Linked DNA regions of Homo sapiens: region 1 is linked to region 2. The links are chromatin contacts, found by Hi-C in ENCODE. All regions are on one chromosome and are shown on one strand. Each heading gives the region's core, a stretch centred on a gene start or an enhancer-like site at or near the end of the contact. The rest is flanking DNA. Distances are from core to core; before and after follow the strand shown. Region 1 holds the start of EGFLAM-AS5 (EGFLAM antisense RNA 5). Region 2 holds the start of DNAJC21 (DnaJ heat shock protein family (Hsp40) member C21).

Evidence for each region. Hi-C counts contacts between places; a loop is a spot of excess contacts on that map. Pooled maps may share reads with other maps.
Region 1: a map of ascending aorta shows a loop between it and region 2 (12-fold over the local background). The contact joins the promoter of EGFLAM-AS5 here to the promoter of DNAJC21 in region 2. A Hi-C loop is called at or near these places in 1 of 168 maps with a recorded cell type or tissue (ascending aorta) and 5 of 50 pooled maps.

The regions. Positions count from the first base shown.
Region 1 is chr5:38,466,991-38,469,690 of GRCh38, reverse strand. EGFLAM-AS5 (EGFLAM antisense RNA 5) reads left to right here and starts at 1,325. Exons shown (of 2, transcript NR_199676.1): 1 at 1,325-1,452. RefSeq lists enhancers at 1-858, 2,226-2,700.
Region 2 is chr5:34,928,198-34,930,897 of GRCh38, reverse strand. DNAJC21 (DnaJ heat shock protein family (Hsp40) member C21) reads right to left here and starts at 1,339. Exons shown (of 12, transcript NM_001012339.3): 1 at 982-1,339. The coding sequence starts at 1,078. LOC124900961 (a long non-coding RNA gene) reads left to right here and starts at 1,217. Exons shown (of 2, transcript XR_007058731.1): 1 at 1,217-1,249; 2 at 1,765-2,700. RefSeq lists enhancers at 574-743, 210-855 and silencers at 884-1,083, 1,114-1,183, 1,194-1,663.

The DNA of each region.
Region 1 (2,700 bases), core at 76-2,575, 3.5 Mb before region 2:
TGCTACCGGCAGGGCCGGAAGTCACCACGCACTGAGCCTTGCGACCCCTGCGGCCCCATACCCCTCTCCTCCCACAGCTCTCTCTGCCTCATAGTCCATTTTCTCTGCCTCCGCTTTCTTTTGGCCAATTTCCTAACAGGGCTTTCCTTAGCTAAGCCCCTGGCCTGGTGCCTCTTACTTTTGTTATTAAGTGAGTATAAACGGCAAATTTCTTGAGCCTCCCTGGCCTTCCTTCGAAGAGACATTCCAACTCAAGTCCTCTCCTAGCCAAGTCAGAACTGCAGCCCCTTGGCAGCAGGCTGTTCGGGGAGGTCATAGCCCCGGGCTGGGCCCTGGCTTGTAGGTGAGCAGCTGGGACATCGGGGGAGGCCATGCCACATGCTGGGAAATTTCTATGCCTCTGGACACCATTTGCATCTTGAGCAAAACTGAAAGACAAGATGGATAAATAGAAAAGAAGAGACATCCTCCCAGGGGCTGAGACATAATGTTCTCTCTCCCGTCTTTCCAGGAAATGGCAAGTGCTCCTGGGAGCTACGAACTTTCTAGGACAAAGATGCCTCAGCAAGAGCAAGCGGGAAGAAGAGGAGCGGCAGGGGAGGCCTTTCCCAGCTGCCTTCCCTGTTCTTTCAGCTCGTGGCTTGGCTGGGGCGAGGCAGGGGCCCAGGGGAACACGCTGCTGGGCAGAAATAGCTTGCAACCACTCCCCAGGGTTATGGAGGTTATTTGTGGAGATGAAAGCAAAGGAGGGAAGGGAAAAGAATTTAACCTACACCCAGTTGCCCGTAGAGGGGCCTGAATCCCACCCTGCTGGACTAGCTCTTTAGTTTCTGCTTTCAGATTTGCTCAACCCAGAGTCCCTGCAACAGAAGGCCTTTGAAAGAAGGCAGATTCAGGGCTGTGATGAGAAACTGGCATGCGTTGGCAAGCAGACTCTTGGGACATGGCCTTTGTCCGAATCTCCCTCACTTACACGACTATACTGCAGACGACAGCTAACCCAAGGGAGCCTCAGAATGTCCCTCAACAATGCGGGTGTCCCTGGGCAGACTGCACCTGACCAGAGGTCAGGGTGAGGGCAGAAAAGCTCCACGGGACAGCATCGTGGCTGCGTCCTCGTGATGGGACCATGGGCAAGTCACCCAGTCTTTGTGGCCAGTGTCTGTCTTCCTAAGTCAAATAGGCCATGCCCATCTGCTCCAGCCATCATAGGAGGAGGACTGTTATGAAGATCAAATATGTGAACATTCTTTGACTGTGAGGTTGCGGTGCGGTTACTCACAGGGCCTAGCCCAGAAGCCAGCTGATGCTGTTGCATTGGATTAGTCATTTTGCTGGCCCGAACATAGCCACCTGTAAGCTGGAACTTCCTTACGGCAGCCTGTCACTTCCACGGGACCCACCAGCTTAAATGCCGGCAGCCCTGGGACTTCTGGCCTCACAATGGTTGAGGTAGGGCTGCTTACATTTCCCTTCTCTGTTTAGCGTGTGCCGGATAAGTCCCTAGTTCGGATACCGTCGGACGACCCACATCTCCATGTTGACAAATAACGTGGGAGTGGGCTAAAGCTGTACGACCCCTGATTTCAGATTCTAATTTTGATTCCATGCTGGCAGCTCTCTCCCCACTGCAGGGAGAAAGTGCTGGAGAACGTCGTTCCCGCCTTTGATAAGCTAATCTTACCCCCTTCTCAGCTAAGGGTCTGGGCGGTGGTGGGCACGCCCGGACTGACCCCCAGCTCCAAGGGCAACTACTATGCGTTCCTGGACTGGGCAGGAGCTGGAAGAGGCAGGGAGGAGGTGGGAAGCGGCTCATGCCTTGTCCAGGCTCCTCTCCTAAAGTATTGTCTTTCCGCTTGGAGCTGGAATTCTCTGCCTTTATTTTCTCGGAGCTGGGCCTCTGCAGGCTGCCCCTCGGTCATTCCCTCCCAGGAAGAACGGCCTTCTGGGGTGGGGGTTGCTGTCGGAGCTCAGAGAGGCTGGGGGCCCCCCTACTGCCTATTCTTCCTCCTTTGGGAACTCACAGTGCTAAAAACAAGCTTTCTGAGAACCATATTTTTCTGGGTTAAAGGTGAAAAATGCAGCGTTTCCTCCAAGTGGAAAGCCCTGGGCCTGCCAGCTCCAACTCCGGGCGCTTTTCCGAGCTCCTTCCTCCCACGCAGGGAGGGGGTAGCAGCTCCTGCAGGGCCAGGGGAGGAGGTGGGCAGGGAGGAAGGAGAGGGGGCAGCAGCAGGAAAGCGCCAGTGCCCGTGCCAGCAGGGCAGTCTGTGTGTGGACACCAGCCGGCCTGTTTGTGTTGGAGGGCCGGGAGAAGGGAGCAGGACTGGGTCAGGAAATGAAAGACAAATACCAGGGTGGGAGAGTGGCACGGCCTTCAGAGCGGCGGGCAGGCCGGGGCAGCTGCCTGGGCAGCCGCAGAAGGGGGACACAGAAGACCCCCACAGACCTTCCTGAGAGAAATCCTGAGGTGGGGCCTCCAGGAACATGCAGGGTTATGGGAGGCCATCTTAATAGGAAAAGCAAGGACATCCTCACCCCACACCCGGTCACCCTTGCTTCGAACATGTGGGAGGTTCCGGGGAATTTCCTCAGACCCTGATTGTGGGAGAAAAGCTTTTCAGGATCCCGTGCCCCACTCCATCCTTCCTCCCTAGGACAGGGACTGCTGTTAGCCTCTGAGCTCCCTGGCGACACCCCAAA
Region 2 (2,700 bases), core at 90-2,589:
ACCACCAATTATGTATGTTGCGATTTTTTTCTGGCAGTTGTATTTAACTTTTCATTTGTGTAAGGCAGAAAGTTGTTTTCCTAACAAGACTCTAAGACCCCTGTCTCAGCATTTCCAAATCTACTTAGTAGAGTGCAGTGACTTGCATATATTGGATACTCTGTAACCGTGTTTACTGATGAATGCTAATATGAAAGCCTCTTCATATGAACCTCAAAAAGCTGAAAGTCAACTACTCTCTTAGTTTCCCAGCCTGGAAGATCAGATTACTTCATAAAAGTCACACAGGCCTGGATTACAGACCAATGAAACATCCAAAGGAAGGATACTTCTAAGTAAACATACAAACTTTACTGGGGAAGCCGCCTGATTAAAACCTTCCCCGGCAGAATCATGTCCAAAGTGAAGTACAAGGTCTGCTTAAACAGCTTATTAAAAGAAAAAAAAAACAGCGAAAAAAGCGCATCCCTATTGAAAAGATATTTTACTAGCTCCCGTGTCTTAACTTCTTAACTAAGAAACGAAAAGAGCCATACATCAGGTTGAAGTATCTGGGATTCCCGGACGAGGTGGAGGGCAGCGGAGGAAAAACACCGAGAGGCTGCGCTGCAAGGGACGCAGGGAAAAGCAAGCCTGGGGCAGGTCTGAGTTCCGAGTTCCCGACTGCTCCCTCGTGGTGTCTGCGACCCGGTAGCGGGAGCAAGTGAGGTTGTTGGACTGCAGTTTTCCCCCTACAGTGGCGATGCGGGGCCGGGGTCGCGGGTATGAGGAGATGGGGTGTGAGCCGGGGTGCGCCAGGGCAGAGCGCTTCGCCCACCGAGACGGGCAGGGCGGCTCCGGGCACTGGCCGGGCGGGGCAAGGAGCTCCTAGGCCGCCAGGTCCCTCTCTGCTGGCTCCGCGGAGTCCGCCCGGGGGAAGGGAAGGTCGGGGAGGGCCGGGCTTCTCCGAGTGGCCGCGGGGGCTGCGGGACAGGTACTTACCCGGGTGCCATTTCAGGGCCAGCTTCCGATAGGCCTTCTTGAGCTCCTCCTCGCTGGCGTCGCGCCGCACCCCCAGCGCCTCATAGTGACACTTCATCGCCCGACCGGGCGGGCGGCCGGCGCTGGGGCCCGGGACGGGGTCGGGGCCCGGGCCCGGGCCGAAGCGGCGGCGGCGGCGGCGCTGGCAGTCCTCTCCGGCGGGAGTCCGCCGCCCGCACCGGGCCAGCCAGCGAGCCCGGCGGCGGCGGCGGCGGCGGCGGTGGTGTAGGTCAGTGAAGGCGCGCGGTGGCGGCAGACGACGCAGGCTGCGGCAAGCGGGAGCGCGGCGGGGGCGGTGCCGGCGGCCGCCGCTTCGCATGGGCTAGGGGTGGGCTCTGTGCCGGAAAGGGCCGCGCGGGAGGGGGTGGGGCCTCGGCGGGGTGAGAGGCGAGGCCCCGAGGAAGGAAGGCGGGGCCTTGGCGAGGAGAGAGGCGGGCCGCGCAGGAGAAAGGCGGGAGCTTGGCGGGGAAAGAGGCGGGCCGCGTGGGAGGAAGGTAGGCCTTGGCCGGGAAGAACAGGAGGAAGGCGGGACCTTGGTGTGAGAGGCGGGGCCTCGGCGGGGCGAGAGGCGGGGCCGCGCGGAAGGGAGGCAGGGCCACGCTGGTGTCATTGTGAGGGGCACAGATGGCGGTCAGTGTGAGTGGCAGCCGACCTGAGGGCTGAAGGGGGAGATAGGAGCTGGGATGGGAGAGGATTCTGGAAAATATCTGATTATAATTTCTCAATGGATCCCCGTTTTTATAGATAAGGCGATTCAGACTCCAAGTGGTCAAGTGGTTGGCTCAAGCCTCCTCAGCTAATACAGTAGCAGAATTCGGTTGGACTGAATATCAGGTTTTTTTTTTAATCTCTTTAATTCTCTTCAGCTGCCACTTAAGATATCTGGTATTGATCATCTTGACCAATATGCTTGAGAAAGGACAGTTAGATTATTTAAGCGGAAACAATTTAAAAGGGAAGCATCAACACACTTAATGAAAAGCCTTACCACCAACATGGATGAAATTGTGCTGATCTATCCATCCAACACACTTTAATCCTAACTTTCTGGCCTCTAATCCTACCTTTCCAAGATTGGTTTAGGTTAAGAAAGCAGTTAAAGGATAGTATTTAACTGGTAGGTTTTGGTTGATCTGACTATCTGCACAATTATTCCAAACACTTTGAAAGGTATCAAAATAATACCATAATTATTAAAATGCATTAATACACCAATATATTTCACTGTAATGTGGAATGTTTACATGCATCAGTTAGGTGTGGGTTGTATTTACTAACCATGTATGGTTAGCTATGTTGCTAATATCTATTGCACAGGGTTGGCGTACCCAAGCGGTTTAGTAAGGTTATCCTTCTCTTCCCCAATATGCTGCCCCCAGTAAAATAAAAAACCCACGCTAAGCTTCATCAGGTTACTTCACACGCCACTGACCAACCAACTCACTACTCAGAATTCATACACTTCCCTTTTTTCCAGAGGAAGATTCTACACAGTCTCAGTTAGTTGGTAAATTGGTAATGGATAAGGATTGAGAAGTCTGAGTTTGGGGGAGAATGAAACCTTTCCCCTCCTGAGAACAGAATTGGGATGGTGGGCGGGGGGAAGGGAGGGACAAAAAAAAAAAAAAAAACGGAAAGGGAAAGTATTTTTTTCCCTCCAACTTAATTTGGAGTATTTTC